Regions from separate parts of the Homo sapiens genome. Here region 1 is linked to region 2. Evidence: read pairs that join two places in POLR2A ChIA-PET (ENCODE). Cell type or tissue: GM12878. All regions are shown on one strand. Each heading gives the region's core, and the rest is flanking DNA. Links, peaks and the distances in the headings are about the cores only.

Region 1 (14,649 bases), core at 4,575-7,074, 130 kb after region 2:
AAAGGCATGACACTAGGAGTTTGAAACCAGCCTGGGCAACAGAGCGAGACCTTGTCTCTACAAAAAATTTTTAAAAATTAGCCAGGTGTGGTGGCACATGCCTATAGTTTCTTTTTTTTTTTTTTTTTTTTTTTTTTCTGAGACGGAGTCTCGCTCTGTCGCCCAGGCTGGAATGCAGTGGCGCGATCTTGGCTCACTGCAAGGTCCGCCTCCAGGGTTCACGCCATTCTTCCACTTCAGCCTCCCAAGTAGCTGGGACCACAGGCACCCGCCACCACGGCTGGCTAATTTTTTGTATTTTTAGTAGAGACGGGGTTTCACCATGTTAGCCAGGATGGTCTCGATCTCCTGAGCTCGTGATCTGCCCACCTCGGCCTCCCAAAGTGCTGGGATTACAGGCATGAGCCACCGCGCCTGGCCAATGCCTGTAGTTTCAGTTACTTGGGAGGCTGAAGTGGGAGGATCACTTGAGCCCAGGAGTTCAAGGCTGCAGTGAGCCATGGTGGCACCACCACCTCCAGCCTGGGTGACAGAATGAGACCCTGTCTCTAAAGAAAAAAAAAAGGCATGACAGCCCCATTTTAGAGATGAGAAAACTTTGGCCAGCCATGTCCAATGGCCTGCCTGAGGTCACAGAGTTAGGCTGGAGTGCAGCCAGGATGCAAACTTGCCTTTGCTAGTCTGGTGAAAGAGCTAGGTATAAATAGAAACCCCAAAGCAGTGGGTGCCAGGCACAGGACTGGAGGCTATGAGGGGAGCAGGGGTGACTGAATACCCCCACCCCAATACTACCCCCAAGGCATCTGCTTATTCTGGACCCAGAAGGAGAGGCTGGGGGCATTTCTAGGTATCCTGTGGATACCACAGAGGTTATGCACACTCTGGCATAGTAAGCCAGGCAGAGTGGTCTGAGGGAAGGGAGTGGGGATGGGGGAGGGGGTAGAAGAGAAGGTAGGGAAGGAAGTGGGAGGAGGGACTGAGGGGGAGATGGAGAACGGGCGGGGGAAGGAGGGAAGGGAGGGAGGGAGAGGTGGAGGGGAAGGGAGGAAGAGGGGGAGGGGGAGGGAGGGAAGTAAGGAAGGAAGGAAAGAGGGAGGGAGGGAAAGAAGGAAGTGGGGAGGGAGGGAGGGAGGGAGGGAAGGTTGGTTGCCGGCCATGGTTGCACGTGTGTGCCTGGCTGGTTCTGTGTCCCTCTGTGTGTGTGCATGCATGTGTTCGCATGTGCATGTGTACATGAGTGCAACAGTTTTTTCTCCTTGGTCCTCTAAGCTCCTGTGAGTCCTGCCGGGCCAGGAAGTCTCCATTTGGGGCATGGCATTGGGATCCCAGTCAATAGCCCTAGACTTGTCCACTGGCATTGGGGGTGGGCAGGAGGGTTGGACAGGCAATGGGGAGGGGTAGGAGCAGTGAAGCCTTCAGGCTTGGGGTGGCTGGGAGGGGCAGTGAATGCCCCAGGCAGGCCTATACTCTGGGGGGCTTTCTTGGTTGTTCCAGGCCAGACAGTCCCCAACACGCATGTGTATTCCAGGCTGCACGGACCAGCTGGGATCCTTCCCCACCCCTTAGGCTTACTTTCTCCAGAAGCACTGGGCATTGCTGTGCCCATTCTGCACTGGGTTCTTCATATTCACAGTCAGTTGATCTGCCTGATTATCCCTTGATGTGGTTAATGCTTATCCTCATTTTTTTTTTTAAAGAATATCACTGTATTTATTTTCCTACAGGTAATTTTTCTATGGCTTCAGCATTTTCTCTTCAAATCAAAAGAAAAATTTCCCAAAGTTTAGAACTGGATCACTTGGCCCTTTCTCTTATCTCCTTCCAGTTCAAAATGCTTGCATCTCTTAATGGCCAGCATCCTCTTGGATCTGCAGTTAGGCTCAACACATTCCAGCCTTAGCACAACCTTCTTTGTGGTCTTAGCCTTCTTCCAGAAAATTGGCTATGTCTGCCCACCATGGCTACTCTGCTTCCGATCATAGCACCTCTTTCCCTGGGCATACAAGGAATCCTTGCTCTTCTTATACTGTGTCACTTTGTGAGGCTGATGCTTGCCACACTTCTTACCGAAGGCTCTTCGGGTTTTAGGTACATTGACCATCTTTGCAGCACGGCTGTTCTGTCTATATGATGAAAACAAGAAACAGCGTCTGAGACCCTTACCTCGCACAGCTCTCCCCTAACAGGAAAGGGCCTTCTTTTTTTTTTTTTTTAATTTTTTTTTTGAGACAGAGTCTCCCTCTGTTACCCAGGCTGGAGTGCAGTGGCACAATCTCAGCTCACTGCAACCTCCACCTCCTGGCTTCAAATGATTCTCTTGCCTTAGTCTCCAGAGTAGCTGGGACTACAGGCACGCACCATCATGCCCTGCTAAGTTTTATATTTTTAGTAGAGACGGGCACTCCATGTTGGCCAGGCTGGTCTCGAACTCCTACCTCAGGTAATCCACCCACCTTGGCCTCCCAAAGTGCTAGGATTACAGGTGTGAGCCACCACGCCCGGCCATCCTCATTTTTTTTTTTTTTTTTTTTTTGAGACAGTGTCTTGCTCTGTTGCCCTAGCTGGAGTACAGTGGTGTGATCATGGCTCACTGCAGCCTTGACTTCCTGGGCTCAATGATCCTCCCATCTCAGTCTCCTGAGCTGGGACCACAGGCACATGCCACTACCATGCCCAGTTAATTTTTTTTTTTTTTTTTTTGCCAGGGGGAGATGGGGGTCTTGCTATGTTGCCTAGGCTGGCCTTGAACTCCTAGGCTCAGGCAATCCTCCCACCTCGGCCTCCCAAAGTGCTAGGATTACAGGTGAAAGCCACCTTGCCTGGCCTTATCCTTTTTTTTTTTTTTTTTTTTTTTTGAGACGGAGTCTCGCTCTGTCGCCCAGGCTGGAGTGCAGTAGTGCAATCTTGGCTCTCCGCAAGCTCCGCCTCCTGAGTTCACGCCATTCTCCTGCCTCAGCCTACCAAGTAGCTGGGACTACAGGCGTGAGCCAACACACCCGGCTAATTTTTTGTATTTTTAGTAGAGACGGGATTTCACTGTGTTAGCCAGGATGGTCTCCATCTCCTGACCTCGCCTGATCCGCCCGCCTCGGCCTCCCAAAATGCTAGGATTACAGGGGTGAGCCACCGTGCCCGGCCCTCATTTTTTATATCTGTGTAAACTGAGCCCCAGAGAGATGAAGTGACTTGCCTATGGCAGCACAGCTAAGAAGTAGCAGAAGCAGGATTTGAACCCAGGAAGACAGGGCACCAATCTCAGCCCCCAGCCCCTTCAGCATAGAGTGAGGGTCCCCTGCCTTCTACTCCACCCTACCCTCCCAGCCTCAGGAGCACATTCACAAGTACAGGTTGGGCCCCTCTTCTGTTCTGTGAGGCCTGTATCAATTTGTCATGGGGTGGAGAGCCCAGCTCCCTGGTGGAATCACATCAGGTCATAGTGACAGAGTCCTGGCTCCCCAGGGACTGACTCCCAGCCACAGCACTGGGAGCTGGGATAGCACTCTACCCCACTGAACCTGCAGCACAGGGCCAGCCAGTCATGGAGCCCCTCAAATCCATTGGTGCACTGGGGGCCAGAGGGCTTGCAGGAGTGGATGAGAGGTGGCTCAGCCTTCAGTAGGCCCTGGCTGAGAAATAAAGAGGCTGTTCATGAGCGCAGATGTGGTTCTGGTCGGCTGGGCCCCAGGGATCCTGAGCAGGCCTTTCTTGTCTGAACCCAAATCTACTTCTTGGGTTTGTCAGCATTCCCTACCACCACCCTCAGCCCCACAGCCTGGCCGAGCAGTGGGCGCAGTCTCTCAACTTGCCCTGAATGCCTTCGCAGGCCTCTTGCCTTCAGGAGTTGCATGCTGCACCTTCTGGAAACAAACAGGGACCATGATACCAGGCGGGGCTAGGCTGCCACTCCTGCCCTCCCACTGGCTGCAGTCAGATGTCAGCACATGGCACTGGGGGTGTGGGTCACAGGAAGGCCCTGTGGGCCTCTGGAAGGTTCTGCTCAGAAGAAACATCATGGGCAAGGAGGTCTGTGCAGGGGCTGCAGGGGCTGCAGTCACCCCTCCGATTGCCTGTTACAGATGGGGAGCTGTGGAGGTTTCTGTGTCCCTTCCTTTTAACTAAACAACCCCAGCTGGACACGGTGGTTCACACCTGTAATCCCAGTACTTTGGGAGGCCGAGGCAGGTGGATCACCTGAGATCAGGAGTTCGAGGCAAGCCTGACCAATATGGTGAAACCCTGTCTCTACTAAAAATACAAAAAAATTAGCCGGGCAGCTACTTGGGAGGCTGAGACAGGAGAATTGCTTGAACCTGGGAGACAGAGGTTGCAGTGAGCCGAGATCTCACCGCTGCACTCCAAGCTGGGAGACAGAGTGAGACTTTCTCTCAAAAAAAAAAAAAAAAATTGAACAACCCCTTTCCAGGCCTTTTGTCCCCATTAGGAGTGTCCTGTTGTGGTCCCTGGCTACTGCCCCAGACTTAGGTTAGGAATGGGGACAGAACTGGGCCTGGGAGCTGGGATTAGAATGGGCTGGGATTGGGATGAAGATGGTCTAGTCTGGGCTGGGCAGAGCTTGGGATGGGGGTGGGAGGCCTGAAAGCAGAGGGCTTTACTGGAATGACTGTTTATCCCCTGCCCACTCTGCATTGAGCCTGTCAACCTGAATGATGAGATTCAGGCAATATGATTAAATACTGAGTTTATTGGAGTGCAAAGTTTGAGGAAGGCACAGTCTCCAAAAAAATGGGGTCCAAGGTGCTCTGAAGTGGAGAGATTTGAGGATCATTTATATAGGCAAGGATGTAAACAGGATTACATCATTTTTCATACATAGTTACAGCAATTGATTGGTTAAAGGCAGTGTTTCTTTTTCGGGAAAAGTATATTTGACATTCCACATAAGGATGTAATAGTTAAGGGGTCTTTCATCTCAGTCAAGGGGTCTTCTATCTTAGGGCCATCTGGTCTAAGCCAGGAACAAGGAAGGAAATTAATTTATAACAAAAGTTCAGTAATTAAGAGGTCAAGTTCTGTGACTCAGTCTCCAAAGGCAACCTTCCTCAGAGCCTAGTAACTGTTATTTTTGTTCTTGTTGTTTTGTTTTTGTTTTTGAGACAGGGTCTTGCTCTGTCTCCCAGGCTGGGGTGCAGTGGCGCAATCACGGCTCACTGAAACCCCGACCTCCTGGGCTGGGCTTAAGCAATCCTCCCACCTCAGCCTCCTGAGTAGCTGGAACTACAGGTGTGCATCATCACGCCTGGCTTTTTTTTCTTTCTTTCTTTTTTTGGTATAGAGAAGGTCTCATTATGTTACCCAGGCTGGTCTCAAACTCCTGGGCCTGAGCAATCCTCTAGGTTTGGTCTCCCAAAGTGCTAGGATTACAGGTGTGAGCCACTGCACCTGGCCCCTAATAACTTTTAGAAGCCCTAAACAGATGATCCAGTTCCTTTCACAAGCCTGTGGAAAAATGGCAGACTGAGGAGGTGGTTTTGGCTCTCTGGCCTTCACAGAACTTCTTCCTAGAGAAGGGAAAGCAGACTTCAGCCCCACGTTGTTGGGAACAGGCCCCCAAATCTGGCCATAAACAGGCCCCAAAACTGGCCATAAACAAAATATCTGCAGCACTGTGACATGCTCGTGACGGCCACGATGCCCATGTTGAAGGTTATTGTTTTACCGGAATGAGGGCAAGGAATACCTGGCCCACCCAGAGCGGAAAACCGCTTAAGGCATTACTGAACCACAAACAATAGCATGAGCGATCTGTGCCTTAAGGACATGCTCCTGCTGCAGATAACTAGCTAGACCCATCCCTTTATTACGGCCCATCCCTTTGTTTCCCATATAGGATACTTTTAGTTAATCTATAATCTATAGAAACAATGCTTATCACTCGCTTGCTGTCAATAAATATGTGGGTAAATCTCTGTTCATGGCTCTCAGCTCTGAAGGCTGTGAGTCCCCTGATTTCCCACTCTGCACTCTATATTTTTGTGTGTGAGTCTTTAATTCCTCTAGCGCTGCTGGGTTAGGGTCTCCACGACCAAGCTGGTCTCAGCACCACATCTTCTCAGAGTCCTGCCTGCTTCCTAGGAATTGGCCTGAGGAAGGAGGAACACGGGTTCACTGAGGCTCACTGCCTGCCGGGACTGATCCAGTGGCATTAGAACACTGGGCACCTGACCCTACCACAAACCTGGGGGCACAATTCATCATCCCACAGTCAAAGACCCTGGAGCTCAGAGAGGTTAAGAAGCTTGCTTCAAGTCCCACAGCCAAGAGTGCAAGTTGGGATCTGGGCCTGGATAAGGTGGCTGGTGCTGGTTTTGTCACCAGAGTATCCCTAAGAAGGCAATACTAATCCAAGCAAGGAGACACTAACAGGGGGTGTCAGCACCAGGAGAGTGATGCAGCAGTTTCCCAGCAGTGGGACTTTTCTGGAAGGAGCTGGAGGCCCATTCTGGGGTCAAATGCTGCTGCAGCCAAGCCTCCTCCACAGCTGCAGGGCATTTGCCTGGCTCCTGCTGCTGGGGTTCTAATCTCATGACTGGCCTCGGCTCAGGGTCAGCCCAAGGACACCTCTCAGTCTGGGGGCTGAGGTCAAGGCTGACTTCTGGCCTGTCTGGGTAACCTGCACCTCTCACCTGCACTGTTCACACTGGTTCCCTGGGCCTGACCTGTGTTCCCTTCACCAAGCCCGAGTTATACAGTGTGGACTCCCACCCCCCATCAAGACCCCTCTCCCTGGCCAGTGCTGCTCTATGTCAGGGAGGGAGACAACAGGGGGCTTCCCTGGAATGCTCACCTTCTGCCCTGTGCCACTGCTGCTGGCTTCCCACCACGTTGCTCCGTTGCTCACCACACTACCCACCTCTTGCCATCATCTCCGGAAGCTGGGGGCTATGACCATTCTTGTTCCAATGTTAAAGATGGGGAATCTGAGCTCAGCAAGAGGAAGCCTTGACCTCCCCTTACTCCTGAGCCACTCCACTGTGACACGGTGCCCACACGTCCACTGGCAGCACCTCACCTCTCCTTTCCTTTCTTGGCTGGAGGCTCGCTCTGACCCCACCACACAGGCTGTCCCCTACTCCCCGCTCTCAGCTCTGGCAGCCTTTCTAGCCAGAGCCCATAGTTCGGCCACTTGCAGCCTGACCATGGGCTGGGCTGGGGGGCATTCTACTCTCTTCAAGAGCTGAGGGACTGTCAGGTGAAAGATGGATGCCAGGGACTGAGGGGTCATCAGGGGGTGACGCCCGAGAGAGCCAGGAGGCCCCGGATGGAGGCCTGAAGGGATAAGCCAAGCTTCTTTCTAAATCCCTGGCTGTGCCAAAGCCACCCATGGAGACTTTCCCTTACTGACCTGACCTCAGCTGGATTTGGCATCCTCCTGGCTTCCCCAGCCAGCCAGGGCACACTGACTAGACAGAGATGGCTGAGGAAGGTGTGTGTGGAGCTGACACACGGGCCCCGGAAGTGCTGGAGAAGGCTCGTTCTGGGTGTGGACCCTCTTCTCCCTGCCCCTTACCCAATTCCCTGGGGGATTCTTTTGTTCCCCTGCCCTATGCTGGGGTGCAGGGAGGCCACCTGGGGCCTTGCCAGCCTGGACTTGCCTGAGCTCTGGGCCCTGAGGTCATGGAGACCTCCTGAAACCCTCCCCAGGGGAGCTGTTCGCAGGCAGACAGGCCCAATGAGGTGCTAATTACTGAACTAATTGGAACCTGAGCCATAGATGACCTGGTTGACAGGAGGTGGGGACTGCTGGAGCAGAGGGGGCTGTGGAATAGGGTCTGGAGGGAGGTTGAGGGAGCCCAGAGCTGGTGCAGGGTGGGCTGTGTTTGTTCAGGAATTGTTGATTTATTAGCAAGATCAGCTCTTTGAAATGCGTTCTGGTCTCCTCCATATCTCTCCTGGTCCTGGGTTTCTCTCTGGGAAAAGATTGGTGTTCTGAAGCCACTGCTTGTTGGGAGGGGTTCATCAAGAATTTGGGGGCAGAATGTTCTGCTCTGGGGAGTGACTCGAGCCGGAGGGAGGCCCACGGCCTGTCCTGAGGATTCCAGGCCTGCTGCAGCCAGCAGACGTGGCACTGGGTGGTCTTGGAGATGGGCTGTGAGAACAGAGTGACACCACTGAGCCGGGTCACCTTGGAGGGTTCTGGGACTCACCCCACACCTGGCTCTTTTGGACCTTGGCCTGCTCCTGCCCCTCTGTGAATAGCTGGTAAGGGGCCAGTGACTCTAGAGGCCTCACAAATTGGAGATGACACTGTCTGCTCCCTAAGGGGCAGGGGAGCTAAGGAGTCTACCTTGCTGCATCCAGAAAGGAAAAGCCTAGCACCCTCTCCCCTCTCCGAGACTCCCTTCTTCACAGCCCACCCTTCTGGCACAAGTCATTCTCAGCACCCTGGACCCAGGGAAGACTTTGGCCACATTGGGCCAGACCCCAACTCTCAGCAGGGTAGCATGTGGCTGTCACTCACCCATCTCTAGCCCCATTGGCTCCCCAGGGCTCCTGGCACACTCTGCACTTTCTCTGGTCTTCAGACCTTTGGCTGCCTCCAGCTCTGCCCCCTGGGCTGCTTTCTGCCTAGTCAAGTCCTCTCCACTCCACAGGCAGGCTCCGGGTTCATCTGCATAGCAGCTGAGCAGTGACCTCCTGCCTGATCTTCTGCAGCATCCCCTGCCCCCGCCCCTCCACACTCCACACACGGCCCAGGACCCAGACTGTTGGTTATGAAAGCTGGGAGGCTAACCCCCTGCCTGCTCTGAAGGCTTGTCCTCCTCTCTCCCAGAATGCTCTGAGAACTGAATGAAATGATGGATAAGAGAGGACCGTGGCAGTAACTGTGACAATTGCTCCAATTGTATGAGTGCCTATTTCTGAGCCAGGCATGGTGCTGTGTACTTTCTGCACAGGTCTCATAGCAACCCTCCAGGGCTGGAAGTTTTCCTATCCCCACTTCTCAATGAGGAAACTGAGGCTCAGAGAGGCCAAGCAACTGATTCAAAGTCACACAGTTCCTAAGTGACAGTTTGGGGACTCCAAAGTCACCATCTCTCACAATGGGAAGGGGGTTGTTGTTATTTTTTGGCCAGCCTGCTTCCTTCCCCCTTTCCCCTCCCTCCCTGCCTGCCATCATCTGCCTGGTGAGTTTGCATCACTCCTAGGGCCCAGGGGTCCAATTAGGGGACTCCCCCAGGGAAGCTGACTGAGGCAATCCATGCCCCAAGGGGGCCTCCCTGAGCTGAAGTTTTAATTAGCCATCACTGCTCTCCCTGAAACTCTGACCTGCCCATAGCTCTACCATCCCAGGCTGGCCTTGTGGCAGGAGGCAGAAGGCAGGACTGGCGTTCAACCCAGCTGCGCAGCAGAAGCTGCCCTGGCAGAGCAGAGAGATGTGGCCAGGCTTCCCTCCCACACAGCTCTCTGTATCCACCTCAGCATCACCTCATTTAGTCCAGTAAATGGATTACAAAATAAATGGACTAAGCGACTTCATCCATTAAATAGATTAAATACATTAAATGAGCTAATATTTGTGAAGCATTTAAACAGCGCCCGGTACATAGTAAAGACTAGGAGTGTTTGTTAAATTAAAAAAACAAGTCAGCAAGGATGAGGGGAACAAGGTACCACCCAGGGCCCAGAACTATTCTTGGACATAAAGATGGCACATTCCTGGGTCACTTGGCAATGGTGGGTGGCCCATGTGTGGGCGGTCAGCATCTGTAATCCTGCCCCCTGCAATGTGGGAAGCTTGGGGTGTGGAGGGAGGGAATGGATGGGTATGTGCCAGGCACTGCACTAAGCATTCATGCCCTACAAGCCATCTTAGGAGATGGGTTACCATCCCATTTTTCAGAGGAGGTGGTCAAGGTTCACAGAAGCAATCAACATGTCCACAGCTGGCAAGGTGGCTCATGCCTGTAATCCTAGCACTTTGAGGGGCCAAGTCAGGAGGTTTGCTTGAGGCCAGGAATTTGAGACTGGCCTGGTCAACATGGCAAAACCGCATCTCTACAAAAAAAATAGAAAAATTAGGTGGGCGTGGTGATGCACACCTGTAGTTCCAGCTACTTGGGAGGCTGAGGTGGGAGGATCACTTGAGCCCAGGAGGTGGAGGTTGCAGTGAGCTGAGATCGCACCATTGCACTCCAGCCTGAGCCACAGAGCCAGACTCCATCTCAAAAAAACAAAAAAACAAAACAAAAAAAACCATGTCCAAGAAAGCACAACCATGAGAGGCAGGGCAGGATTTATTGTTTATTATCATTATTATTTTTTGTTTTCTTTCTGTTTATTTGTTTTTGTTTAGGGCAGGATTTAGATCCAAAACCTAAGCCCTGCACACCAGAAAATCCGACTCCTTGTGCCCCTCCCACACCTACTCAGGGCAAGAAGGCCACAGGGCCACACCCCCAGATGCAAAAGGGAGAAGGGTGCCTTTCTCTGCTCCCACTCAGCTTCCCCTCAACCTCCAGGAAACCTGAGGGCTCTGAGTATGGCTGTTTGTGTTGAGGACCCAAAACCCCTTTTCTGGGGCCAGGCTGTGAGTCTAAGGTGAGATGATAACAGGGAGTTTCTGAAGCACTGCACCCCTACTCTGGGGAGCAGGAGGCCTCCTGACCGTGACCCCAGTCTCCCACCCTGCTTGGCTGCTCACCTCCCGCCTCAGCAGCAGCGCCGCTGTGCCAGCCCTGAGCCAGAGCCAAGCCCTCCTTGGACGCGGTTGCCTGGTAACCAGCCCTAAGTGACGGCAACCCCAGCGGGCCGCTAATGAGGGGGCAGCAGCCAACCACCTGGCCAGACCCAGCCGCCTCAGCCAGCCTTAGAAAGGCTTCCACGATAGTCCACCTGGCCTGCCCACGGTAGGAGGGGAGGGTGCCCCAGCACTGGGGGAGGGGACATGGTGGGGCGAGGAGGAGCTGGGTTGGCGGCCCCCCAAAACCTTTGAACTGGGGATCTGGGGGAAGGTGACTCCCGATGAAGGCCAAGTCTTGACCAAAGCGCGGGGCGGGCACTGGGCTGGAGTCAGGGCTGCGGGTAGGGCCCGCCCAGGCCCCAACCACCACCCTGGAAACAGCTGTGATGGCTCTGCCCAGGGCGCCGAGGCCGGGGGAAGGGATCTCCAGGGAGAGGCCCTGGATGGGGAGAGGAGGTGATGAGGGCGGCTGGCAGGAGTCCAGGCTCTGGGTAGGGGAGCAGCTCCTGCAGCACGGGGGGAAATGCATCAGCCCCTCCCCTCTTTGCAGGGGTCCCCCTCCTCTTCTCCTCACACCCCTACCCCAGGCTGATGGCCTCCAAGGAGGGGGCTGCAGGCAGCATGAGGCAGGCAGGTGGAGCTCGGCCAGGTGTTTTTCCATCCTAGGTCTGACAGGGGAGGAGGGGATAGAGAGGCAGTGGCAGAACCAGGAGGAGGCCTGGTGTATGGACTGGACAGGCCTTCAGGAGACCTGGGTTCTGGAGCTGCCTGCCTGAGACCCCAGGCAGGTAGCTGGCCCTCTCTGCGTCTCATTTGCCCCATGTTGAAATAGGGGCTAGAAACAGGCTACTGCTGGTGTCCTGGGTCCTAAGAGGCTGAGACGGGGAGTCCAGGGGCTTTAGGGGAGCTCTGGGCAGCAGAGGTTCCTTCAGGCTCTCATCTCTGGGCCTGGGTAGGTTTTTCTGCCTTTCTTCCCTTTCAGATGTGCATAGCCCTCCTTCACCATTAAACCTTCACTCCATAACTACAGCCTGACTCAGCCCTGTGGTGGGCACTAGAGTCACAGCCCAAGGGCAGACCCAGGCCCCACCCTGGAAGAGGTCCCTCCCCAGTATAAGAGAGAAGCCAGGCTTATAGCCAGGCAATTTCAGCACAGGAAGCTGAGGCTAAAATGGAGGTGAGTTCAAAATGCTCTGGGACCTCAGAAGAGATGACCAAACCCAGCCTGGAGCTCAGGGAAGGCTTCCTGGAGGAGGGATCCCAAGCCGATTTTTTTTTTTGACGGGGGCTGTGTCAGGTCTTGGTTTGTTGCCCAGCCTGAAGTGCAGTGACCTGATCACAGCTTAGTGCAGCCTGAACCTCCTGGGCTCAAGTCATCCTCCCACCTCAGCCTCCCGAGTAGCTGGGACCACAGGTGTGTGCCACCATGCCTGGAAATTTTTTTTATTTGTCCTGCTCTGTTGCCCAGGCCAGTCTTGAACTCCTGGGCTCAAGTGATCCTCCAGCCTCTGCCTTCCAAAGTGTGGGAGGATTTCAGGCATGAGCTACCGTGCCCAGCCTCTGAGCTGAGTCTGAAAGGCCAACAGGAATTAGCAAGGAAAGCCAGACAAGCAGCCAAGGCAGATGGAGAGCATATTCCAAAGTGTGGAGGTGTGACCTGAAAGGAACCTTGGCTGGCTGGGGAGACAATCGGGACAATCAGGAGACATGCCAAAGCCAGACTGGGGAACTGGAACCTGAGGCCACCGAGGAACCACAGGAGACTCCAAGCTAGGAGTGACCGGTTACACACAGGCATTAGAAAGCTCTCTGTGGAGGCAGGCAGGGAATATTTCCTGCTGCCTCCAGCACCAAGCCTCCAATGGCTGGGCTTTGGCACAGCCAGAGTGAGACATCACAGTCCCCCCCTCCCTGAGTCCAAGGCCCAGCAGTCCTGTTCCTGAGGCCTCTCTCCCACTGTGGCAGACCCACCTCCACACAAGCACCCATCTCACTGGAGGCAATGGTCTGTTTGAAGCCTGGGAGACAGCACTGGGACCCATCTACTGCTGTACCCTCAATGCCAGCATAAAACCTGGAGATCCTCAATATGTGACAGAAGGAAGGATGGGAAGGAGAGAAGGAAAATCAGCCCACCCTAGCTGTTAATTAAAGAATGTTCCCCTCCTCTGCAGGAGTCCCTAAATCTTTTTTTTTTTTTTTTTTTTTTTTTGAGATACAGTCTTACTCTGTTGCCCAGGCTAGAGTGCAGAGGCACGATCTCAGCTCACTGCAACCTCTGCCTCCCGGGTTCAAGTTCCTCTGCCTCCTGAGTAGCTGGGATTACAGGCTTGTGCACCATGCCGGCTAATTTTTGTTTTTTAGTAGACATGGGGTTTCCCCATGTTGGCCAGGCTGATCTCAAACTCCTGACCTTAAGTGATCTGTCTGCCTCAGCCTCCCCAAGTGCTGGGATTAAAGGCGTGAGCCACTGCACCTGGCCAGGGTCCCTAAATTATTGTGCATGGTTTGTTGTTGTTGTTGTTGTTGTTTTCCTAGCCAACAGGCCAGCAGATGCAGTCTTCCAGAGGGGCCCAGTGAAAGCCTGCCCCACTTCTCAGTCTTAGGGCCTCCCCTCTGAGCAAGTCTGATTTTCTCTGGAGGTAGTGGGGGGGGGGCTCCTTCGGAGTTTGAGAGGCTCCCACTCCCTGCTCACTGTGGCAAAGCAGCAGGCTGCCCCCACCCCCAGCCTCCCCTGCAGAAGGATGCCCTGATTTCCCAGTACACCTTTGGAAAGTGGCTCACCTCACCCCAATCAGACCCCATGGCCCTGTCCTCCTGCCCAGGTCCTATCCAACCCAGATCCCTACGACGCTCTGAGTCCATGCTGATGGCCACCGACGCAGCCCAGCTTCAGGCTCTGCTTGCTTTAGTGGCAGCGGGTTCCTGAACAACAATTGTGTCTGAGCCCTCCCTCAGAAGGCACTGGAGTCACACAGTCCTCCAGGGACAATCCTAGCTCTCCATTTCTTGGCTATGTGGACAAGTGGCCTCCCCCTCCTCCTCTAGAGCTACTGTTACTGGTTGAGGGTAGTTGCCCAGGTTCTTGGTGTTTTGAACAAAGAATTGGACAAAAGGCACAAGCAAGGCAGCAAAACCTCCAGCAAGAGGCTCAGGAGCACTGGTTACAGAATTTTCTGGGGTTTATATACCCTCTAGAGGTTTCCCATTGGTTCACCCTAGTAGCCCGCAACCAGTCTGATTGGTTGAAGAGTAGGCCCACGACCAGTCTGATGGGTTGTGGGAGGGGACCAATCAGAGGCACTTTCACTTTCCAGCTGCCACTCAGCAACTGCCATACAGCAAAAGGAGGGATTGCAACTACCATGCAGCAACTGCCACCTTGAAAGAGAAGGGGTTGAAGAGTAGTCTCTAATATCCAGCACCAGTTGGCCTTAGGTTCCCTGCCTCCAGACCTTATTCTCCTGCAACATCACCACTGGTTGAAACCTTACTACAAATCAAGCTGTGAAGTCACTGGAGCCCTGTAGCAAGTCATGTCCCTGTAACGATGAGTGAGCTGACAGCTAAGGGGCTTGCCTAAACCACACAGGTCAGTGGATCAAACCCCAGTGTGCTTGTTTTTCAAACTCCTGCTTCACATGGTTGTAAGAATTAAATGAGATATCAATTATCTCATAGATAGATGTAGGAGCTCCATGCCCAACCACTGACACTGAGATATCCCTCTTCTGGGAGGGGAGAGGGAGCAATGAGGAAATAGAGGGCAGACAGGGCAGCAAAAGCAGTCTGAGGGGCCTCTCAGGAGGAGGCAGTGTCTATAGCTGGGTCTGCAAGGATGGAAGGGGGCATTGCTGTGTGTCTTAGGGAAAGGTGCCATACTTCTCTGTTTCTCTGCCTGTAGAGTAGCTGCCAGCTCCACCTCACACGCCTCTGGGGTAAGGGAG
Region 2 (16,561 bases), core at 7,802-10,301:
CTCCGCCTCCCTGGTTCACGCCATTCTCCTGCCTCAGCCTCCTGAGTAGCTGGGACTACAGGCGCCCGCCACCACGCCCGGCTAATTTTTTTTTTGTATTTTTAATAGAGACGGAGTTTCACTGTGTTAGCCAGGATGGTCTCAATCTCCTGACCTCGTGATTCACCTGCCTCAGCCTCCCAAAGTGCTGGGATTACAGGCGTGAGCCATCGCACCTGGCCTGATTTTTTTTTTTTTTTTTTTTGTATTTTTAATAGAGACGGGGTTTCACCATGTTGGCCAGGCTGGTCTCGAACTCCTGACCTCATGATCTTCCTGCCTCGGCCTCCCAAAGTGCTGGAATTACAGGAGTGAGCCACCGTGCCCGGCCACCACTATTTATTACAACAGAATTGTAATTGTTAGTTTACTTTGTGTCCTCCTAACATTGGGTTCTCTTGGAGAGCAGGAGTTGTCCTGTTCCTTACAGAACCCAGTAAGTCACTCCAAGCTTGTACTGATCAAAAAAGTGGTGTGTGTGTTGGGGCTATTGGTTCCTGCTCCTTTCTGTGCAAGAGACAAAATTTAGCAACCACAAAAGCAAAGATTGATAAATTTGACTATAGAAAAATAGGTTCACTGAGCAACAACCCAAAGTCAAGGTCAAAGGACAACATGCTGGGGAAATTATCTGCAGCTCATAAACAAAGGGCTGATTCTCCTAATATATGAAGAACTCCTATGCATTGATGATAAAAAGACCAAGGGCCGGGCACAATAGCTCACACCTGTAATCCTAGCCCTTTGGGAGGCCGAGGTGGGTAGATTGCCTGAGCTCAAGGAGTTGAGACCCACCTGGCCTACCTGGTGAAACCCTGTCTCTACTAAAATACAAAAAATTAGCCAGACATGGTGGTGCATGCCTGTAGTCCCAGCTACTTGGGTGGCTCAGGCAGGAGAATTGCTTGAACCTGCGAGGCGGGGGTTGCAGTAAGCTGAGATCATGCCACTGAACTCCAGCCTGGGTGACTGAGCAAGATTCCATCTCAATAAAAAAAAAAAAAAAAAAAAAGAAAGAAAAAGAAAAAGGAAAAAAAGACCAAGAACATGTATTAAAAAGTGAGCAGAAGATACGAAGAATTCACATTAAAAACAAAAAAAAAAACAAAACCAAAAACCCAGTCACACAAAGGGCCCTTAAACAGCTACTCAGCCACATTCATGAGGAGAGTGGTGCAAATCAAGCTAGACCTAAAACTTTTGCCTGTTAGACTGGTGGGGGTGTGGGGAATTGGTGCCCTCATGCATTGCTGGTAGGAGCGTAAATTGATGGCAACTTCACTGGAGAACAATCTCGGAGTATCTATCAAAACTACGTATGCACCTTACCCTTTGACCCAGCAATTCTACTTCTAGGGATTTGTCCCACAGATACACTCACTTCTATGACATTATGTCTAAACAGATTTATTGCAGGCTTGTATATGGTACTGAAAGACCAGGCCAGGCACAGTGGCTCACGCCTGTAATCCCAGCATTTTGGGAGGCCAAGGCGGGCAGATTGGCTGAGCTCAGGAGTTTGAGACCAGCCTGGCAACATGGCGAAACCCCGTCTCTACTAAAAATACAAAGTCAGGTGTGATGGTGCATGCCTGTAATCCCAGCTACTCAGGAGGCTGAGGCAGGAGAATCGCTTCAACCTGGGAGGTGGAGGTTGCAGTGAGCCAAGATTGCACCACTGCACTTCAACCTAGGTGACAGAGAAAGACTCTGTCTCAAAAAAAAAAAAAAAAAATTACATATGCACCTTACCCTTTGACCTAGCAATTCTGCTTCTAGGGATTTGTCCCACAGATACACTCAGTTGTATGACATTATGTCTGAACAGGAGATTTATTGCAGCCTCGCATATGGTGCTAAAAGACTGGAAACACCCTCACTATCTAACAGCCAGGAGATTGGATAAATAAATTAGTGTGTTCCTTCATACACTGGAACTCTACACAACCATAAAACAAAGTGTTGAGGAAGCTGATTTGGGAAGACTTCTGAGGTACATTGTTAAACAGAAAAAGCAAGGTGCAGAAGAATGTCACATGCATGCTTGTGCAGAAAAAATGGGGGTGGGGAAAGAAAAGGAGGATATATTCTTATTGGCTTGTGTGTGCATCAAATGCCTTTAAAAAGATAAACAGAGAAAAACATTGTCTATTGTTTTTCTCTTGGCAGGGGAACTAACTGAGTGGTTGAGAAACAAAGATAGGAGGCAGGCCAGGACTCCGTCTCAAAAAAAAAAAAAAAAAAGATAGGAGGTGACTTCATTTTTAATTGTTGGGCCAGATGAATATACTATCTACCACAAAATCAATAAATACATTTTAAAAAGAGTTCCTTGTGGTCAGGCACAGTGGCTCACACCTGTAATCCCAACACTTTGGGAGGCCAAGGCAGAGGGATTAGTTTAAGACCAGAAGTTTGAGACAGGCCTAGGCAACACAGTGAGACTCCATCTCTACCAAAAGAAACACAACTAACTGGACATGGTGGCACACGCCTGTATTCCCAGCTACTTAGGAGGCTGAGGTGGGAGGATTGCTTGAGCCCAGGAGTCCAAGGCTGCAGTGAGCTATGGTCATGCCAGTGCACTCCGGCCTGGGTGAGGAGTGAGACTCTGTCTCTAAAAAATTTAATAATAATAAATAAAAATATAAAAAGATTTTTCTGCTCTTTTTGTTTGTTTTTTAAGACAGGGCCTCACTCTGTCATCCAGGCTGGAGTGTAGTGGCACAATCACAGCTCACTGCAGACTTGACTTTCTGGGGCTCAAGTGATCCTCCCATCTTAGACTCCCGAGTAACTGGGACTACAGGCACCCGCCACCATGGCCCGGCTAATTTTTGTATTTTTGGTAGATACGGGGTTTCACCATGTTGGCCAGGCTAGTCTTGAACTCCTGGCCTTAAGTGATCCACCTGCCTCAGCCTCCCAAAGTGCTGGGATTACAGGTGTGAGCCTGGCCTCTTTCTGTTCTTTATCTGGAAGTTCTTAAAAATGATGGCAGGGAGTTACTGCAAACAAACACACAGACTTGGCAGAGGCATCTGGAAATTTTCTTTTTGTTTTTGAGACTGGGTTTCACTCCGTTACCTGGGCTGACTGCAGTGCAGCAGCACAATCACAGCTCACTGTAGCCTTGAACTCCAGGGCTCAGTTGATCCTCCCACCTTAGCCTCCCCAGTAGCTGAGACTACAGGCACATGACACCATGCCTGGCTAATTTTTTATTTTTTGCAGAGATGGGGTTTTACCATGTTGCCCAGGTTGGTCATGAACTCCTGGACTCAAGTGATGCTCCTGCCTTGGCCTCCCAAAGTGCTGTAATTACAGGCATGAGCCACGGTGCCTGGCCTGAAGATATTCATCAAGGCCTTTGGAGTAGAAATGGGTCTGCTTTTCTTGTCACAAGCTAACAGAGGAAAATGAATTTTGAGTATCCTTGTGTGCTTTTAATAAACCTTTGAGATCCCTGATCTCAAGGAACTTATGTTCTTATGGGAGAAAGATTCACAGTGATCAAATAACAGCAAACAATGAAAGTGAGACTGTGTGGCATGGACTCTACTTCAGAATTGAGCAGTCAGGATGGGTCCCCTGGACGGAACAGAACTTGGGCTGGGGCTTACAGGAGGACCAAGGATACAAAGGGTGAAGACATGCTGCCATGTGCTTGATGTAGGACACCCAGGGAGGAACTCCGGCTCCACGTGCTGGGGAGGTTGGGAGCTGTTCAGTAGGGGAGGCACATGGTGAGTGTGGCGTGCGGTCAAGATCAGCGGGGCGGTATGTGCAGGACAGATTGGGTCTGGATTGAGAAGCTGGAGTCTAGGAGGAAGCCAGGATGCTGAGAAGGGGAATCTAGGTTGTGCTGAAGGCCTTGACCACACCCCTGATTCTGGAAAAGGGGTGACAAAAGTAACAATGTGAAGAAAAATCAACACCATTAAAAACTGTAAAAACCACGGTCTTTTCCAAAGGTGGTGTGTACTAAAAACAAAACAAAACACAATATCCAACAAACAAACAAACAAAAAACAACCCACTGTCCTTGTGGCCAGTGGAGGGAGGGAGACTAAATGACACTGTATGTGTGTGTTGGTGCAAGATTTATAGCAATCTTCAGCCCCACCCATGAAAAATAATTTTGCTTTGCTTATTATAGTATAGTTTTTTTCTCTCTCCTGACCTCACAGTATTGTTCAATCTGTCTTTGTGGCCAGGCGCAGTGGCTCATGCCTGTAATCCCAGCACTTTGGGAGGCCAAGGTGGGCAGATCACTTAAGGTCAGGAGTTCAAGACCAGCCTGGCCAACATGGTGAAACCCTGTCTCTACTAAAAATACAAAATTAGCCAGGTGTGGTGGTGCATGCCTGTAATCCCAGCTACTCAGGAGGCTGAGGCAGGAGAATTGCTTGAACCGGGGAGGAAGAGGTTGCAGTGAGCTGAGATCGTACCACTGCACTCCGGCCTGGGCAGTAGAATGAGACTCCATCTCAAAAAACAAAACAAAACAAAAACAATCTGTTCTGTGGTTCCTGGGCACTTTGTGGTGTGGGATTAGAAAAACAGATTGGTGGTGGCTCACGCCTGTAATCCCAGCACTTTGGGAGACCAAGGCGGGTGGATCACAAGGTCAGGAGTTTGAGACCAGCCTGGCCAACATGGCAAAACCCTGTCTCTACTTAAAAAATACGAAAATTAGCTGGGTGGTGGCAGGCGCCTGTAATCCCAGCTACTCGGGAGGCTGAGGCAGGAGAATCACTTGAACCTGGGAGGCAGAGGTTACAGTGAACCGAGATCGTGCCATTGCACTCCAACCTGGATGACAAGAGCAAGACTCCGTCTCAAACAAAAAAAAAAAAAGAAAAACAGATTGAGATACAGAACTGGGAAGATGGGAACAAATGGAGGAGTGAAGGAATCTTTTTGTTTTTTTTTTTTTGAGCCAGAGTCTCGCTCTGTCGCCCAGGCTGGAGTGCAGGGGCGCGATCTCGGCTCACTGCAAGCTCCGCCTCCCGGGTTCACACCATTCTCCTGTCTCAGCCTCCTAAGTAGCTGGGACTACAGGCACCCACCACCACGCCCAGCTAATTTTTTGTATTTTTAGTAGAGATGGCATTTCACCGTGTTAACCAGGATGGTCTCGATTTCCTGACCTTGTGATCTGCCCACCTCAGCCTCTCAAAGTGCTGGGATTACAGGCGTGAGCCACCGCGCCTGGCCAAGGTTTTTTTTTTTTTTTTTTGAGATGGAATCTTGCTCTGTCGCCAGGCTGGAGTGCAGTGGCGCAATCTCAGCTCACTGCAGCAATTGTGATTGAGGTTCTTTTTAAAGCCCTTTGCAATGTGTGATTCTCTGAGTGCAGCTGAGCAGGACTGAACTGTGTGGAGCCCTAGATAAGACTTGGGTTATGGGTACGTGTTACATGTTCTCCATATTGCCAAGTGTTTCTTTAATCTCATTTCACCCTCCTCACATAACAGCTTCACGATGGAGTCAATTAGCATATGTAGCTGTTTCATAGACAAGAAACTGAGGGCCGCACAGCCAGTGCAGTGTGCTAGGGTTTTCTCTTTCTGCCCTACAGCTACCTGCAAACAGGCTCCTGCACAGGACTTCTACCCTTATTTGCATTTACCTCCTTGGGGTCAGTTGAAACACCCCTTCCACCATACATCAGCATCCCCAGATGCCTGCCCTTTCAGTCCCAACTGGACAGCTCCTTCATTACCTTTTTCTGCTCATGGCTTCCTTCCTTCATGTATTGTGGTTTCTAGGGCAGGATGAAAATCCTAAGTGTCACGCAACTGCCTCTGAGCAAAGAAATCAACCCCAATAACTGACAAGTTGTTTACACTGAGAGCTTCCTGGTGGAACCAAATATTCTACAATATTTAAGCCAGGTTTGGTACCCCTTGCGGCAAGGCAATGGGAATGATCAGGCCAGAAGAACTACCAGTTGTCTCATAGCAAAGGAATGTGGGGAGTGGGTGGGTGTGAGGACAAGAGGCAGATATGTGAGCTTCAGGGCTTTTGGAGGACATGCAGCTAATCCAGGTGGAATCTGGGAGCATGTGTCGTTCCCTTGCTGCAATGGGCTCATTTCATGGTGGCTTTATCTGCTGAGATTACATGGTGATGCTTTGCCTGCTAGCCTAGACAGCAGGTCCTTAGGGACTGGAGGCCCAGCAGACTCCCTTTCAGGCCTCTGGATTCCTGGAAGAGGAAGGAGTGTTCAAAGGTGAATTAAAAGGTGCCTTCCATCTGTGTAGGCAAAACAATGTTACCAGCCATAGCGATGGACTTGGAAGCAGCCAACATGAGTTGAACATGAACACATGGATGCTGAAGATCCTTTCTTTCTCTCTTTAAATTTTCTTTTTTTTTTGAGATGGAGTCTCGCTCTGTCGCCCAGGCTGGAGTGCAGTGGCGCTATCTTGGCTCACTGCTAGCTCCGCCTTCTGGGTTCATGCCATTCTCCTGCCTCAGCCTCCCGAAGTAGCTGGACTACAGACACCGGCCGCCACGCCTGGCTAATTTTTGTTGTATTTTTAGTAGAGACGGGGTTTCACCGTGTTAGCCAGGATGGTCTCGATCTCCTGACCTCGTGATCCACCCGCCTCGGCCTCCCAAAGTGCTGGGATTACAGGTGTGAGCCACTGCACCCGGCCCTCTCTTTAAAATTAAAAAAAAGAAAGTTTTTTAACTTTAACTAGGTCCTGACCAGACATAAAATTTTTTTAATTAAAAAATTTTTTTGGCCAGGTGTGGTGGCTCACACCTATAATCCCAGTACTTTGGGAGGCCAAGGCAGATGAATCACAAGGTCAGGCGTTCAAGACCCACCTGGCCAAGACGGCGAAACCCCGTCTCTACTAAAAATAAAAAATTAGCTGGGCGTGGTGGCGAGTGCCTGTAATCCCAGCTGCTCAGGAGGCTGAGGCAGAGAATTGCTTGAACCCGGGAGGCAGAGGTTGCAGTGAGCCGAGATCGTGCCACTGCACTCTAGCCTGGGCGACAGAGTGAGACTCCATCTCAAAAAAAAAAGTAAATAACATTTTTTTAAGAGACAGGGTCTTACTCTTTCATCCAGGTTGGACTGCAGTGGTGCGATCATGGCTCACATACAGCCTCGACTTCCCTGGACTCAGGTGTTCCTCGCACCTCAGCCACCAGAGGAGTAGCCAGGACCACAGGTGAGAGCCACCACACCCAAGCAATCTTCCTGCCTCAGCCTCTCAAATTGCTGGGATTAAAGGTGTAAGCCACCGCTCCTGGCCCTGAAGATTTCCTCCTCTCAGAAGAGACCGTGGCCTGGCCCTGGCTTGGGAGCTGATATGTTACCTGGAACTTCTGGAAATTGCTCTCCTGGCAGGGGAGAAGTTGAATTCTGGTGTGCCATGCTTGGGGGAAGCTGGCATGATGGAGGGAAGAGAGAGAAGGCTGTGGAAGGGAACTCAGGTTTATCTGGCTCCTGGCCTGTGCCAGACCCTGCATTTAAGCCTCCTAAACATCCTTCCAGATGGGCATTGTTATTCCCATTTAAGAAATAAGAGGCTGGGCGGCTGGGCGCGGTGGCTCATGCCTGTAATCCCAGCACTTTGGGAGGCCAAGGCAGGCGGATCACGAGGTCAGGAGATCGAGACCATCCTGGTGAACACGGTGAAACCCCGTCTCTACTAAAAATACAAAAGATTAGCTGGGCATGGTGGCAGGCACCTGTAGTCCCAGCTAATCGGGAGGCTGAGGCAGAAGAATGGTGTGAACCCAGGAGGTGGAGCTTGAAGTGAGTGGAGATCCTGCCACCCCACTCCAGCTTGGGTGACAGAGCGAGACTCCATCTCAAAAAAAAAAAAAAAAAAAAAAAAAGCGGCTGGACACAGTGACTCATGCCTGTAATCCCAGCACTTTGGGAGGCCGAGGTGGGTGGATCACGAGGTCAGGAGTTCGAGACCAGCCTGACCAACATGGTGAAACCCCGTCTCTACTAAAAATACAAAAATTAGCCAGGTGTGGTGGCATGCACCTGTAATCCCAGCTACTCAGGAGGCTGAGGCCGGAGAATCGCTTGAACCCAGGAGGCGGAGGTTGCAGTGAGCAGAGATTGCACCACTGCACTCCAGCCTGGATGACAGAGCGAGACTCTGTCTCAAAAAAAAAAAAATAAAAAAAGACATAACCTGTGCTAGGTGTGGTGGTGTGCACGGGCAATCCTGGCTACTCAGAGGCTGAGGCAGGAAAATCGCTTTAGCCCAGGAGTTTGAGTCTACAGTGTGCCATGACTGAGCCTGTGAATAGCCACTGACTCCAGCCTAGGCAACGTAGGGAGACCCTATCTCTAAAAAATGATAATAATAAGAGGAACCTGAGGCCCAGAAAGAAGGATATAACTGAAATTGACCCAATAGTTCCATAGACAGCTTTTCCTGATAAACAGAAATTGACATATCTTGTCTTAAAGCTGGAAACTCACCAGATTCAGACAATGAGATACCAGGTCTCTCAAAAAGTATCAAAGAATCTCATACACAGTTTTTCCTGATAAACAGAAATGGACACATCTGGTCTTAAAGCTTGAAACTCACCAGATTCAGACAGTGAGATACCAGGCCTCTCAAAAAGTAGGAAAGAACTGAAACTCACAGAGCATAGCATCCAGACAATGAGACCCAGGCCCCTCATTATCATGATTGCTTCCTTACCCCTCAGGAGTTCCTGTTTTCCCTTACATTGTTAAGTTTCTTCCCTGCTGTACAAACCCCTAATTTTAGCCAGGGAGATGGATTTGAGACTGAGCTCCCATCTCCTTGGCCACAGCACTCAATTAAAGCCTTCTTCCTTGGCAATCCTGTGTCTCAGTCATTGGCTTTTTGTGTGACCAACAGCAGGACCTAGACCAAACCCCTGGTGTGTCAGCAACCTAACCACAAACCAAGCATGGCCTCTTACAGGGGAAAGTAGAAATAGTGGTGCTGCTAACACAGGCTGGACCTGAGCTAGGAATAGAAAGAAACACAGGCTGACTGTATTTTGTCTAAACTGGGCACTTCTGAGAGTGAAAAAGGGCAATTAACATGCCAGGAAAATAGGCATCAACTGGACTGTTCTGGGCAAACCAGCATGTATGGTCACTACTCACAGAGCACCAGAAGGAAGCCATGCTCTGTGAAGCAATGGCCACCATTTACAATTTAATTCTCACAGCAACCCTAAGGTGGATATTGTTGTCCCCTGGCCATTTCTCCTGAGAGCAAGAATTTGACAAATGAGGACGCTGAGGTTCAAATAAGTTATTTAACTTTCTTTTTTTTTGAGACGGAGTCTTGCTCTGTTGCCCAGGCTGGGGGTGCAGTCTTGGCTTACTGCAGCCTCCACCTCACGGGTTCAAGTGATTCTCCTGCCTCAGCCTCCTGAGTAGCTGGGACTACAGGTGCGCATCACCATGCCCAGCTAATTTTTTATAGTTTTAGTAGAGACGGGGTTTCACCATGTTGGCCAGGCTGGTCTCGAACTCCTGACCTCCGGTGATCCACCTGCATTGGCCTCCCAAAGTGCTGGGATTACAGGCGTGAGCCACTGCGCCTGACCGGTTACTTAACTTTCTCAAGGTCCCACAGCTAGTAAGTGAGGAAGCTCTGGCAGGCTCCAAGCCCTTGCTCTTTCTGTGAGTCATGTTGCCTCCAAGGCCCAGGGCCATTGGAGGAAGACCAGAGGAGGAGGCCAGCTGGAGGGAACAAAGCTTGGGTCTTGGAGGGTGACAGGCCAGTCACCAGACAATCCCTGAAGTCTCCATATGGCCTCTCCCAGGGCTGGCTTGCAAGAGAAGGTGAGTGTGTAGTGGGGGTTTAGGGCGGGGTAGAGGCCCCCCAGGCTTCCACAAGGATCGTCCTGGGCTTCCAGGAAGGCGTGACCAAGGCAGAGGCTTGCCTGGGAATTTTCTAGGAAAGAAGTCATGCCCTGAGTTGCCCCATTTTTATGATTGGAGAACAGGAACACTGATACATCGAATGGCAGGTATCCTGGAGCCAGGACTGTCCCCTCTGGTCTATAGATTCTGCCATGGCCCTGGCTCAGTCTCTCTGGAACTCAGAGAATCGTGGTGGTCTGGGATGCAGGAATACTCCAGATTAGCAGCAGAAGGTGTGCAAGCATATGCATGCATGCAGAATTTGTAAGCCTCAGGGGTTAGTTCTTGCTCCATTCACAAGCCAGCCTGACCCTCCAGAGTGGACCAGTGGCCACAGCATAGAAAATGGAGGGCACAGGCCAAAGCTCAGATGGCCTTTGGAATCACCTTGACTTATGACATCACAGGCAGATGGGTAGGAAATAGGCCACCAGTCATCCAGTCAGGTGGATCACAGCACCTGCTCGCACCTGGGCCTGGGCCAGTGCTGGCTCTCGGGGACAAGTCTGCCTGCGGTACTTCACACAAGCACAATGGCCTGAGGCCTCTGCAAGCCAAAGTTGCATAAGCAAGGACTGATCATATGTCTTCATTCATTTATTAATTTTTTTAATTAGTAAGGTTATTTGAAGTAGTTTTAAGTTCACAGCAAAACTGAGTGGAAAGTACAGGGAGTTTCCATATCCCATATCCCACTGTCCCCACACATCTACAACCTCCTTTCATTCATTCATTTTTTTTCTTTTTTTGAGATGGGGTATCACTCTGTCACCCAGGCTGGAGTGCAGTGGTGTGATTTTGGCTCACTGCAACCTCCGCCTCCCAGGCTCAAGTGATCCTCCCACCCGAGCCTCCCCCGTAGCTGGGACCACAGGTGCGTCCCACCATGCCCAGCTAATTTTTTTGAATTTTTGGTAGAGACAGGGTTTTGCCATGTTGCCCTGTCTGGTCTCGAACTCCTGAGTTCAGACGATCCAACTTGGCCTTCCAAAGTGCTGGGATTACAGGCATGAGCCACCATGCTTGGCCTGTGAGAAAACATTTCAAGTGGTCAGTTTTCAAGGCATGATAAATCTAAGTACTGGCAGCCAGCCTGAAAATGTAACAAACCACAGGGCTCATGCATCTAGAAGGTCACAATAAACAAACAGAATGTAGAAGAGGGGTCAGCTCATAAAAGGGAAAAAAGTTTCATTATTGGGAAATCTAAACTTAAGTGGGGAAGGGGATGGGGTATAATCTTATAAGGGGGATAAGAAAACGTAGGCAATATCCGGGAAGATTGTAACCCCATAGTACTCAACCAATGAGGAACTGGGGGAGGGACTTCTGTGCTAAGGGATAAATTACCTGCTGTGACTGTCCCAGGCGTGCCTGCCTGCAAGACACCTGATCTTGCAAGACCACTATTAGAAGTCTCACTTTAACTGTTCTTCATGCCTCTAAGTCCATTCTTTGGGTTTGGACAGGTGAGCATGTTTCTCACAACCTGGGGGCCTGTCTGGGATCTCTGTGCCTGCATGGAGTGGGACTCTGGCCAAGAGGGGAGACATGTCCTACTCAATTTAGGTGGCCTGCTCTGTCGGGCATCCCGGCTCCCCACAGAAGCCATAGACAAACCCAAGACTTATTCAGGAGACAGTTGAGATGACACAGGGAGAAAAGCGGGCATCGTGGCAACCAGGCAACCTTGTGTGTGAGCCAAGGTGGAAAATTGGACTGTAAGTACTGCCTTGGTGGTTGGGCATTTTCGGCGGTTGAGTGTGTGTGTGACTGAGACGTATCTTAGATACAAAGTGAGTGCGGAGTCCTAATCCGTGGTTCTGTTCTCCCGAGAGGGAAATGGCTGGACACAGATGAAGCGATTCTCGGGGTGTGCAAGAAACCTCCAGTAAAGGGGGGTTGAGTACACAGGGAAACTCAGACACAGAGACTGACTGAAAATGGGAAACAGGAATTCTAGGCCTAGGGGACAAAGGAAAGAGGGAGCCAAAGAGACTCCTCTGACATTCCCCCAGATAGTCCTTTGGGGAGAATGTGGCAGGTTTGGAGGGACAACCCTCGAACCAGGGACAAGGAAAAGCAAAAGATAATAAAGCATTGCTGTTTTATCTGGCCCAAAGACCCCATTTGTAAGCCTTCAGGGTTTTGGCCCAAGTTTGGCTCAGATGAGGATTGGGTGTGCCAAGTTTTAATTCTCTATGTGAATGATAAAACCCCACCCTCACAAGAAGAGATGTTATGCTCTCTGCTGGATCAAGGAATTAGCCCCCATGTTTCCCTTCAAAGAAGAAGAAAAAGAGCCTAGTAAAAAGCCCTCACCCAGGGAAAAGCCCTGGGACCCCCTGTCATACATGCCCCCTCCATATGTCTCACAAAATAGGGGACAGGAAGATCAAGGGGCAGCAGGAGGGTTAGAGGAAGAAAGACCTGGAGACCATGGGGAAGCTGAACCAACTGCTCCTTTAAATCCTTATCCAAATTTGAAAAAAGAATTAGAACAGTGTAAGAGGGATATTGAAAACTTCCCTATCCCTTTCACACAGCAGGCATCTAGCATGTTCCCTTTTAGGGAAGTTCTCGTGGGACAGGGAGAGATTGGCTTTGTAAATGCTCCTCTTACAAGTACTAATGTTAGGAATTTCAAGAAGGAAATGAAACCACTCCTAGAAGATCCCCTCGGTTTAGCAGACCAACTGGACAAATTCATAGGACCCAGCTTTTACACCTGGGCTGAAATGATGTCTATCTTAAATATCCTGTTCATAGGAGAAGAAAAGGGAATGATTAGGAGAGTGGCCATGACTATCTGGAAGAGGCAACACCCTCCCAGGCAAGAAGTCTTGACAGTCGAACAAAAAACTTCCAAATGTCAATCCCAAATGGGATAATAATGATCCCAGGGACTAGGCCCAAATGCAGGACCTCAGAGAACTGATAGTTAAAGGGGTCAAGGAGCCCACTCCTAGGACACAAAATGTCTCAAAGGCATTCGAGATTCAACAAGAAAAAGAAAACTCCCTCTGCATTCCTGCAGAGGCCAGAGATCAGATGGAAAAAAAAAAACTCCAGATTAAGTTCAGAGAACCCAGTAAGGCAAAGCCTTTTAAAAGTTAACTTTGTAACTAAGAGCTGGCCTTGTGGGCCAGGAAGTGCAGCTGCAGGTTGGGGGGTGGCAGGTGTCGCAGAGCAGGAGCAGACAGCTGAAATAAAGGTAGACAGTGTGAGAGAGCTAGTGTGAGTAAACCCCTGATAAAAGAACTAATGTCTATAGTACACAAAGGGAGTCACTGGGGACCCCAGGCTCTGTGTAATGCAATACTTAGTGAGGCAGCCTTGTTGGCTGGGGTGGATGCCAGGATTCTTGGTCTTGCAGCTGGGGAGATTGGGGTTGCACAGGTGGAGTGGGTTTGGAGTAGGAATTTCGTGGCCGTGGGAGGGACCAGCTCTGCATTGAAGGGGGGGTCCTGAGCCGGTTGCCAAGTTGCAATAAAAATGTCAGAGTTTTCATAAATGGGCTAGTGAGGAGGGGGCTAGTGAGGAGGGGATGTCTTATCCTCCTAGGGCCCAATGATTTGGTTGTGACCAGATGTGCTATCTGTTTAGAGCAGAGTTTCTATCAGCCTTTACCTAATTGTGTCACTTATCTGGGAGGGAGAGTATCTGTGTCTGTTCCAGGTATCTTGCAGCTTCAGGCACCCACCCCCACACCCCAGTCCACTTTTAGCTTCCCTATCTTAGTGTGCCTAAAGGGAAAGGAATGTGCTTATTAAGGCCCACTGTTTTTACTGGGGCCCATTGTATGAGAGTGAAGTTTGGTGATTACCCAGGAGACTTCCCCCGAATCTCGATCCCCCCCAACCCCCCTCCTTCTGTGCTTGAGCTCTTTATCTGTGATTTACAGGCTGAGCTTTCAGGCGCCATTTGTTAGAAGAGAAGTAATTTCTTTGAACTGCATGAGGTTAGAAAGGGAGCTATTTCTGAGCTGCTTTTTAATAGAAGGAAAGTTTTCTGCCAGGGACTCACTTTACCTTGTCTACCTAAATTTCTTTCTGCCTCCTATAACATTAGGAATTATGGGTGTATAGGGACTTATACCCTCACTAAACAAGTATGTGGAAATTGTGTAACTTGTCAAAGGATAAACCAAAAGGTAATTAGAAAACAGGCCACAGGAGGAAGACCTCCTGGACTAAGACCATTTCAAAGCATTCAAGTATATTTTACAAAAATGCTCAAAGTAGAAAGACGAAAGTATTTACTGGTGATCGTAGATCACCTTTCCAGCTGGGTGGAAGCCTTTTGCCTCCCAACAGCCACCACCAGGTATATGGTCAAAATTATATTAGAACAGATTGCACCTAGCTTTGGCCTGGTGAAAAATATTGATTCAGACAATGAGAGCCACTTTACCTCAAAGGTGTTAAGGGGAATTATGGAAGGTTTACAAATTAGATGGGATTATCACACCCCTTGGCATCCCCCTTCCTCTAGAAAGGTAGAAAGAATGAATCAAACTCTCAAAAAGCATTTCACCAAACTAATCTTAGAAACTAAAATGCTTGGACCAAATGTCTCCCAATAGCACTCTGCAGGATTAGGACAGCTCCAATAAAAGACTTGGGATTGTTCCCTTACAAGTTATTATATGGGCTCCTGTATTTAGGCAGAGCTACAGATCTCCCTACTATGGAAACCAAGGATCAATTCTTAAGAAATTATATACTGGCCATATCCTCCACCCTGTCATCCCTTAGGTTAAAAAGACTTCTAACTCAAACTCCACCTCTTAAGTTTGTGGTTCACCACTTCCAGCCTGGTGACTTCATGCTGATTAAGACTTGGAAATAAGACAAGCTCCACCCAAGCTGGGAAGGTCCCTATCAAGTGCTCCTGACCACTGAGATGGCCCTGCAAACAGCTGAATGGAGGTGGACTCACTATATTCGAGTCAAGGGACTGGTAAAAGAGATCCCGGAAGGGAGGGAAAAAGATCAGTGGAAAGTGCCCGAGTCTAACTTTAACTCTTAACTTTAAGGAACCCTTAAAGTGAACTCTAAGAAAAATCTAAAAAGAAAACATGAGCTGGCCCCATTTCTGGAAATTAACATGGCTGGGATGGGCTAATATACAAAGAGCAGAAGGTCAAAATGGAAACTGGCAGCAGACTCTTCTCTACCCAGTCAGGTTGGTGATTAATGTGACCAAGACAGTAGCACCCCAGACTATAAGATTTAATGCCTGCCAGGTTTTACCTTGTGGAAATTTAAAAAATCAGAGACAGATCTCACAGGCAGATAAATATCTTTGCCCTAAACCAAATACAGGTTACAGTAGGGCATCACCCTACCCCAGCTGGGATAATATATGGTGGACTACCCAATTTCAGGGCTGGACAGTAAACATGGGGTGGGTAACTCCAAGCTGGAGACCCCTAAAGAATAAACTACATCTGTCCAAGAGCTCCCTGCCAAATAACTGCCAGAATTTTTTTCTTTTTTTTTGAGACAGAGTCTCCCTTTGTCGCCCAGGCTGGAGTGCAGTGGCTGATCTCGGCTCACTGCAAGCTCTGCCCCTCAGGTTCATGCCATTCTCCTGCCTCAGCCTCCTGAGTAGCTGGGACTACAGGCGTCTGCCACCATGCCCGGCTAATTTTTTGTATTTTTTAGTAGAGATGGGGTTTCACCGTGTTAGCCAGGATGGGCTAGATCTCCTGAACTCATGATCCGCCCGCCTCAGCCTCCCAAAGTGCTGGGATTACAGGTGTGAGCTGCTGTGCCCGGCCCCAAAGCACACTCTCTTGACACTGCATCCTCTCGCTCAGCCTGGGGAGGATGGAGTGGTGTAGCAGTCGAGGGCTTTGCATAACCAGATCAACAAGGATGCCTCATTTACAGGTCCACTCAGTCCATCTTTACTGTATGTATATGTGCTCTGTGCTAGGCACTGTGCCCAGTGCTGCGGACACAGTGGGGAAAAGAATCCACATGCTCCCTGCCCTCAGGGTCCTTTCTGAGATAGCTGCCCACAGGTAAGGAAGAGTAGACACCCTGATAAGCACCATGGAGGAAAAGTACGGGGTACTGAGAGGGGATAACCTTGGAGCCTAATTTAGGCAAGGGCAGGGGTTTTCAGGAAAGACTTCCTGGAGGAGGTAAGTGGAAGCAAGATGAGTGACCAGGAGTTCGCCAGGGGAAGATGAACCAGGGCATTTCAGACCCAGGCTATTACATGTGCAAATGTGGGAAGGGGAAGAGCTGGCTGGGGCACATAAAAGTTTTGTGAGTGGGGCAGAGTGCAGTGGGTGAAGGAGGGCAGATTGAGTAGGGGCCCAGTGAGGCAGGGACTGGGTGGGGATCATGGAGAGGCTCTGGGAAGCCAAGGTGGTACTTGGGAAACAAGAACTCCCTCTTTTTCCCATCAGGTAAATGATAACCACACACTGCATGTAGCCTCCTTAGCTAATAGCTTGGGCTGCATTAATAGTGGTATAGCATGCAGGTCAAAGGAGGTGATTTTTCCTCCTTCTGGCTCAGACTGCATCTGAAGGATTGTGGTCCTTTTGGGGCCCCTGCTGCCCAACATCTGCAGGAGAAGAGCCAGCATGCTGAAGGCTTT

Evidence for each region. Peaks named below come from ENCODE experiments on the same cell type or tissue, not always from the same donor. Only the 100,000 strongest peaks of a DNase experiment are listed, where the experiment ranks them.
Region 1: POLR2A ChIA-PET joins it to region 2 with 5 read pairs; 19 of 35 experiments call an interaction of 5 or more read pairs at or near these places.

What each region holds. Positions count from the first base shown.
Region 1 is chr15:75,184,868-75,199,516 of GRCh38, forward strand. LOC107984772 (a long non-coding RNA gene) reads left to right here and starts at 10,806. Exons shown (of 2, transcript XR_001751617.2): 1 at 10,806-10,868; 2 at 12,171-12,873. It also overlaps the pseudogene RPL36AP45 and a transcript of C15orf39 not described here. RefSeq lists enhancers at 3,247-3,748, 3,749-4,248, 7,004-7,706, 10,429-10,973, 11,242-11,301. In GM12878, for the core only: no CTCF peak of the experiment used is centred there; no DNase peak of the experiment used is centred there.
Region 2 is chr15:75,052,515-75,069,075 of GRCh38, forward strand. No RefSeq gene overlaps it. Among named protein-coding and RNA genes, the nearest start is that of PPCDC, 37 kb to the left of the region's middle. RefSeq lists an enhancer at 9,173-9,222. In GM12878, for the core only: no CTCF peak of the experiment used is centred there; a DNase peak (open chromatin) is centred at 8,997; H3K27ac peaks cover 1,191 bases.